Regions from separate parts of the Mus musculus genome. Here region 2 is linked to region 1. The links are chromatin loops, found by intact Hi-C in ENCODE. Cell type or tissue: left cerebral cortex. All regions are shown on one strand.

What was found. Peaks named below come from ENCODE experiments on the same cell type or tissue, not always from the same donor. Only the 100,000 strongest peaks of a DNase experiment are listed, where the experiment ranks them.
Region 2: a loop joins it to region 1, with 2.0 times the contacts of the local background. A loop is called at or near these places in 1 of 42 quality-filtered maps.

The regions. Positions count from the first base shown.
Region 1 is chr5:115,357,308-115,361,307 of GRCm38, reverse strand. 4930401G09Rik (RIKEN cDNA 4930401G09 gene) reads left to right here and starts at 1,185. Exons shown (of 2, transcript NR_163911.1): 1 at 1,185-1,388; 2 at 2,176-2,608. It also overlaps a transcript of Msi1 not described here. In left cerebral cortex, a CTCF peak has its summit at 2,278; a DNase peak (open chromatin) is centred at 2,262.
Region 2 is chr5:115,536,664-115,540,663 of GRCm38, reverse strand. All of the region lies in intron 1 of Pxn (paxillin), which reads right to left. Among named protein-coding and RNA genes, the nearest start is that of Rplp0, 21 kb to the left of the region's middle. In left cerebral cortex, CTCF peaks have their summits at 1,590 and 1,790 (motif pointing right); a DNase peak (open chromatin) is centred at 1,797.

The sequences.
Region 1 (4,000 bases):
GAACCTGGGGTCTGAATGCTTGTAAGGCAAGCACTTTATTAGCTGAGCTACTGCCCAGATCCCTGACCTGCGGTTATTAAAGAAGACAGAGGGGTGAGGTGAGAGGTGAGTCATTGATTAAGGCACTAAACATGAAGCCTAAGCCGGGCGTGGTGGCGCACGCCTTTAATCCCAGCACTCCGGAGGCAGAGGCAGGCGGATTTCTGAGTTCAAGGCCAGCCTGGTCTACAAAGTGAGCTCCAGGACAGCCAGGGCTATACAGAGAAACCCTGTATCAAAAAACCAAAAAAAAAAAAAAAAAAAAAAAGAAAGAAAAAACAAAAAAAAAACCAAAAAACAAAAACAACAAAAACATGAAGCCTAAAAATCTTAGTTCAGTTCCCTAAGACCCACGTGGTGCGAGAGACAACCAACTCCTGAAAGCTGTCCTCTGATCTCCGCTTGCACTGACTACTGAACTCTCTTGCTTGCTCTCTCACTCTCTTGCTCTCTCGATTTCTTACCAGAGATGGTAAATAAAAGTTAGGAAAAAAACTAGGTGGAAGAGGAGGAAGAGGAAGAGGAGGAGGAAGAGGAGGAGGAGGAGGGAGAGACTCAGGAGGCTAGGGCAAAAGGGTGGGAATTTAAGGCCAGCCTGAGCTATATAGTGAGACCCTTACTTAAAAACAAACAGGGCTGGGGCGACTGCTCAGTGGTTAGAGCCCTGGCTGTTCTTCCAAAGGACCAGGGTTCAATCCCCAGCACCCGCATCGCAGCTCACAACTGCCTGCAACTCCACAGCATCCAACGCCCTCACACAGACACACACTTAGGCAGAACACCAGTTCCCGCGAAATAAAAACAAAGAAGTCATTAAAAAGAAAAGAACAACCAACCAACCAATGAAGCAGCAAACAAACCAAAAGCTGAGGAGGTGGCTCAGGGCCTGCAGCTCTGTTAGAGAACCCGAGTGAGTGAGTGTGTGTGTGTGTGTGTGTGTGTGTGTGTGTGTGTGTGTCCCTGCCCCCCACTTCAGACAACTCACCACCACCTGAAGATCAAAGGGAATACCAAGCAGGGCAGTAAATCAACTGTCAGGTGAGTTCTGAGTTATGCAGATTTTCAGGAAAGGTTCCTGCCTTCTGCTCTGTGCCCAGTTCCTGGGGGAGGGATGGGACTTTTCTTCGTATTTCTTATCTACTCCCACTCCTACAGGAAATGAGGATTCTCAGAGCTCTCTGACTGGATCTCCTGTAGCCCAGGCTGGCCTTGGTTTTGCTACGTAATGACCTTGAGCCCCTGATTCTCCTGCCCCCGCCTCCTGAATATTGGGATAACAGGCATTTATTACCACAGCTGTTTTTATCACAGTGCTAGGGACAGACAGAGCGCAGGCCTTGTGCAGTTAGGTAAGCACTTTGCTTTGTCCCAATTCCTTTCTCCTTTTCTTTTCTAACTTATTTATTTGTTTGATTGTTACTTAAAAATTTTTTTTTTTGCGGTGCTGGAGATTGAACCCAGGGCCTCAGGCATGCTAGGCAATTGCCAGACTGCTGAGCTACATCCCCAGCCTTCTTAATCGTAATTTGTCCATGTCTTGTTTTTGATACGGGTTCTTACCACGAAGCCCCAGCTGGCCCTGAGTTTGCAATGTCCTTTCTGCCTCTGTCTTCTATTGCTGCGTTTAAAAGTACATGCCTAGCGTTTATTTCCTGTTTTGAGACAGATCTTACCAAGTTGCCCACACTAGCCTGGCACTCAATCTACAGCCTGGAGCTGGCCTTGAACTTGTGATCTTTTTGTTCCAGAATATAGAGTCGTTGGAATAACAGGCCTGACTAGAATAACTGAAGACTCCCATCCCTCACGCACCCAGGGATTCACTATACATAGTGACAGACCCTGCTGGCTTCAAACTGACAGAGATTCTCCTGTCTCTGCCTCCCCAGTTCTGGGATGAAAGGCATGTGTTTTGGCCTGGAATTCTTCATTCTCCTGCCTTAGTTTCCCTGGTGCTGGGATAATGGGGGTGGGGGTGGGGGGAGCACCACCATGCCTACCTTGAAGATTTCTTGTACCAATGTGAGGAAGATGAGAAGCCTCAGAAGAAGGCCGGAAGAAAGAGCCCCCGGGGTTGAGCCGACCTCTCTCCCTGTATTCCTTTCTCAGGTTTCACCTCCCTCCATCTCCTTCCAGGAACCTGAGAGGAGACCAGCCACGTTGAAGGTCGAAGGCAGGACTTCCCTGGCCCAGGCTTTTGGGCGGCGCCCGCCTAGGAGGAGCCTGCCACCCACTGGGAGCGAGCGGTACTGCAGGTGCTGGACACCCACCCCCTACCCAGTCCTTTGACTGATTTAACTCTGCCCAAAGGGTTCTTGTCCTCATGTGACTTACAGTCTATGGAACTGACAAGAGCGACAGAAATCCCGGTAGCAGCTGAACAGCCTTGGATCTTTTTTTTTTTTGGATGGGAGGATTTTTTAAAACAACACAAATAGTATACATTCATAGCCAAATGTTTAAAAAGAAAAAAAGCCCAGATATAGCTTTCCTCAAACATGTGCATAGCAGCTACACAAACTGTAGGCAGCCTTTCCGTCTAAAAAATGTTTAAATACAATGTGGTAGGGACTCATTTAATGTATTTTCATAGACTTTTTTTTTTTTTTTTTTTTTTTTCGAGACAGGGTTTCTCTGTGTAGCCTTGGCTGTCCTGGAACTCACTCTGTAGACCAGGCTGGCCTTGAACTCAAAAATCCACCAGCCTCTGCCTTCCAAGTGCTGGAATTATAGGTGTGTGCCACCACTGCCCGGTGACCATATTTTTTACATCATTATTAATTTTATGTATATGAGTGTTTTGCCTACATGTACCATGTGCATTTCTGGTGCCCGTGGGGACCAGAAGAGCGTGTTGGATTCCCTGGAACTGGAATTATGTAAAGTTCTGACCCACTATCTGGGTTCTGGGCCCTTTATTATCCTCTGCCAGAGCAGAAAGTGATCTCCACCAGTGAGCAGCACCACAGCACTGCAAAACACATCCTCACATGCCTTAGATTCGATTTTCTTTGTGTGTGTGTTTTTTTTCGAGATAGGATTTCTCTGTATAGCCCTGGCTGTCCTGGAACTTACTCTGTAGACCAGGCTGGCCTCGAACTCAGAAATCCGCCTGCCTCTGCCTCCGGAGTGCTGGGAATAAAGGCATGTGTCACCACTGCCCAGCAGATTCGATTTTGTTTTCTTTCTGAGACAAGATCTCATGTAGATGAGACTAGCCGTGTAGCACGGGATGACCTTGCCTTTCGGACCATCCTAACTCCTGGAGTGCTGGGGTTGCTGCTGTTCACCTTGATGCCCAGGTATAGTAGGGACTTGGGGGCCAAAATCAGTGCTTCCTACATGACCAACAAACACTCAACCTGCTGAGCCACATCCCGGACCTGCCTCGTTTTTTCACTGAATGAAACTGCGGATGATCAATACTAGCTCAGTCAGAAGCCAGCCTGTGGCACAACATCTAATCCTAGCACTGGGGAAGCAAGAGGGATTGCATCTCAGCCTGGTCTACATATCAAGTTCCAGGATAGCCAGAGCTACACAGTGAGGCTCTGTCTCAAAAACGAACCAACCAACCAAACAAACATACAAACAAGACAAAGAAAATTAAAAATAACTGCTGTAGCCAGGCATGGTGGCGCACGCCTTTAATCCCAGCACTCCGGAGGCAGAGGCAGGCGGATTTCTGAGTTCGAGGCCAGCCTGGTCTACAAAGTGAGTTCCAGGACAGCCAGGGCTATACAGAGAAACCCTGCCTCGAAAAACAAAACAAAACAAAACAACAACAACAACAAAAATAATTGCTGTCATTTACGGAGCAAGATACTAAGTGTTTCACATAAACCACATTCAGTCCTGAGAACACTAAGGCCCAGATAAATGATTTATTCAACAAAAGTAGCAGAACCAGGATCTAAATCCAATTCCATCTCAGAACTTTCATCCCTGTGTGCTCCGCTCT
Region 2 (4,000 bases), 180 kb before region 1:
GAAGGCCTAGTCTAATCAGTCAAGTGTCCACGTTGGAGAGACACCTCCACAGTAAAACCTCTTGGTTGCTCTTGCAGAGGACCTGGGTTCAGTTCCCAGCAGCCACGAGGCGGCTCACAACCACCTGTAACTCTCATGCCAGGGGGAATCCAACATCCTCTCAGACTGCAGGCACCACATACATTTAATCCACTTACATACACGCAGGCAAAACACCCATACACGTAAAAACAATCTTCATACTTATCTTTGTTGATTATTTATTTGTGTGTACTTTGCACGTGAGCATGGAGATCAGAGGACTACATTCAAGAGCCCATGCCCCGCTTCCTGTCTGTGACAGGGGCTTCACTGCGGATGTCAGCTTCAGTGCTGGGGCTGCAGATACAACCACTGTCCAGGTTTACATGGGAGCTGGGGATGTCAGGCTCGCCTAGCACATGCTGTTACCCGCTGAGCTATCCGACCCTCCAGCCCTCGCTGTGAATAGCTCTTTTTTTTTTTTTTTTTTTTTTGGTTTTTCGAGACAGGGTTTCTCTGTGCAGCTCTGGCTGTCCTGGAACTCACTCTGTAGACCAGGCTGGCCTCGAACTCAGAAATCCCCCTGCCTCTGCCTCCCAAGTGCTGGGATTAAAGGCATGCACCACCACGCCCGGCTTGTAAATAACTCTTACCCTGCAGTATCAGTGAGATTTACAAGGGCTGGCCCACGAACAGTTGCCAAAATGCATCAGTTGCCAAACCAGACCTAATTACTCTGTGACATCTAGAGAAAGACCCTCCTTCGTAGAACCGGATGCAGCCATGAAAACAGTCTGGGCCAGAGCCCCAGAGTAAGAAAGGAGCATTCAAAGCCCTGCCTGGTGGCACCCGCCTATAATTCCAGCACTTGGGAGGCAGAGGCGGGCAGATCTGAGGTCAAGATCAGCCTGGTCTACAGAGCAAGATCCAGGAGGGCAGGGCTACACACAGAAACATTGCCTCAGAAAACAAAAACCAAAAAAAAAAAAAAAAAAAAAAAATGATTTCCCAATTTCCTCTAAACGTTTGCCTACCTGAGAGAGCGGAACTTTACCCAAGCACAGCCTCCGACAAGGTTTCCTCCTCTCTCTGTACCCTAACTTAGTCCTTACCTGTGGCTTGAATAGACTTGTAGTCCCCGTGCCCCAGGGCCCCTCACTAGTTGGTACAGCAATACAGGAGGCCACCTAAACACAGCCTCTGAGGCTCTGGGTCCTGTGCTGTAGACACCTAGCCTAGCGGTCCCATCGGCCGCTGTTAAAGGCTAAAGCCCCCAAAACCCAGCAAACTCCTCCCCTGGCTTCAGTAAACACAGCCAGGATGAGGCTTCACAAAGCAGCCTCCCTACCTGCCAGGCTTCCCCAGGCTTCAGCCGTGGCTACAACCTTTCACTAGCTCTAAATATACAAGGGGTGTTAGAAACTCCTTCACCTCACGCCTCAATGGCCCCATCCTTTAGTACATACAGAGGTCAGACAAAGATCCATCACCACCTGTGTCCTTCTTCTCACAGACTAAAGGGCCCAGAGCTGGGGCACCTCAGAGTGCATCAGCATCACCCCACTAAATTGTTGGGTCCAGGCTTGACACCATTTCAACTAAAGTCCGAACCAAAAGCTTGAATCCACTAGAGGGGGAAAGCAAAAATCACGGGGGGGGGGGGGCGGGAGGGCAGGTCTGTGCAGCCCTGGGTATGGATGGCAAAACTCACAGTGCTGTGTACTGTTGAGTAAGCGTGCGGGCCTTCCGCTGCTCACCACCAGAGGGAGCCGTTGGTCTATCACCTTCCTGCTACCAGGGGTAACCTCGTGCAACCGCAGAATTTTCTTGCTGAGCTAGGGAAAGACTAGGGAGTCCCCAGGCACAGTGGGAAGTTTCAGTCTCAGAGAAGCTAGAGCCGGCGGCACAGAGCTGGCACGGAAACCAGCCTGAGTGCCAAGACCCTGGGCATGCAAATTGGGACATCTGGAGGTGCAATCTAAGGGTAGCATGAAGTTCAAGCTCCACAGACCCAGAGGGACACATTCAGTCAGCTTCCACTATCTCTTCTGCAAATGCAGGGCACAGGCACCCCATTTTATAGCTGTACCTTGCTCGGGCTACAGCTTGAGGCAATACCACCTTCAAGCCAGGAACCTGCACTGGAGCCCAGCACTCAATGGCAGGACTGTCCCATTACTGGAGGAGGAAGGGCACCCACATGTCGAGGCCAGAAGACAACGTTCGGGGAGTCAGTTCCCTCCCTGTACCATATGGCGCCCAGGGACTGGACTTGGGCTGTCAAGACTTGATAGTAAGCACCCCGGAACTCCCTTCCACCCATCCCAACCCCCACTGAAAGGACAGCCAAGGGGAGAATCGGCGAAGCCTTCCCACCCTATGCCCATGCAGAGCTCTTTCCCAAGCGGTGCCCCTTTGTTCTAGCTGTCCCCAGCCACATCTTAGGCATGTGATACAATCTGTCAAAAGGCAGAGTCCTGGCGCTGGACAGGTGCCAAGAGCGGTGAGCTCCAGGTCCAACCCAAGGTGGTTCAGGTTCTGCGGCCGGAGCTGGGGCCCCAGCCATTCCTCAGGTGGCTGGATGTTACAGCCTGCACTTGGGGATTTGCAGACAGGCTGTCTGCTCTCTGGATGAACTGCCTGGATAGGGGCCTGTGCCTCAGCTGTCTTGCCTGCCCCACGTTTCCAGGAATGTCATCATTTTAAGCTTAGGGTTCAGATCAAACAAGAAAACGGGCATCAAGTGCCTACTGGGCACCGGGATCAAATCACGGCACAGTTAGCATGTGGGAGGTGCTGAACAGGCAGGAGCTCTGTACTAGAGGACCCACAACTCTAAGGACAAAGAAATGTCATACCCAGTGCTGGGATGGCAGACAGGGCATCATTCTACCCAAAACAAGGCCTTGGAGGGAGACCCGGTTGTTCTTGGTTGTCCTTGACTGGAATTAACTAAAACCCAGGCAGGGGAACACCTGTGAGGAATTTTCCCTCAACTACGTGGTTGAAGTGGGAAACCCAGTGCTTTGGTTTTGGTTTGGTTTTTTGGTTTTTTTTTGGTTTTTCGAGACAAGGTTTCTCTGTGTAGCCCTGGCTGTCCTAGAACTCATTTTATAGACCAGGCTGGGCTTGAACTCAGAAATCCACCTGCCTCTGCCTCCCAAGTGCTGGGATTAAAGGCGTGTACCACCATGCCCAGTGAAACCCAGTTGTTTTTTTTAAAGATTTATTAATTATTATATCTAAGTACACTGTAGCTGTCTTCAGACACACCAAAAGAGGGTATCAGATCTCATTACGGATGGTTGTGAGCCACCATGTGGTTGCTGGGATTTGAACTCTGGACCTTCGGAAGAGCAGTCGGTGCTCTTAACCACTGAGCCATCTCTCCAGCCTGAAACCCAGTTTTAATCTGGACTTTTGTTTGTTTGTTTTTAAAATTTTGAACTAGTGGGCTCTGGAAGTGCTCTTAGCCACTGAGCCATCTCTCCAGTCCCTCATTCTGATCTGGGTTGGGAAGATCCACCCTGAACCCGGACTGAACCATCTGCTCACAGCCTACATAAAGGACATAAAGGACATGGAAGAAGGAAGTTCGTTTTCTCTTTCTCTCTCTCTCTCTCTCTCTCTCTCTCTCTCTCTCTCTCTCTCTCTCTCTCTCCCTCTCCCTCTCCCTCTCCCTCTGGCAAGTCCATTCCTTAGAGCCTACTTCTTGGGGATTCTGGTGTGTAGAGGACACAAGGCCCTTGTGCTCACAGATAAGAATCAGGGAAACCAGGGATGACAAGCACACAGGTTTGTCTCTTTAAGGGAAGGGATGTGTACCTGTCTTCCACCCAGAAGGCTGAGAGTGGGTGTGGTTAATATCCTGGTGATCTGTGGGGCCAGCACATACCCCAGGCCCCTAGACCATTATGCCTATCCCAGACTCTTCCTCCCTAGACCTTTATCTTGAACACGGTTTCTCAGTCAATCAAGC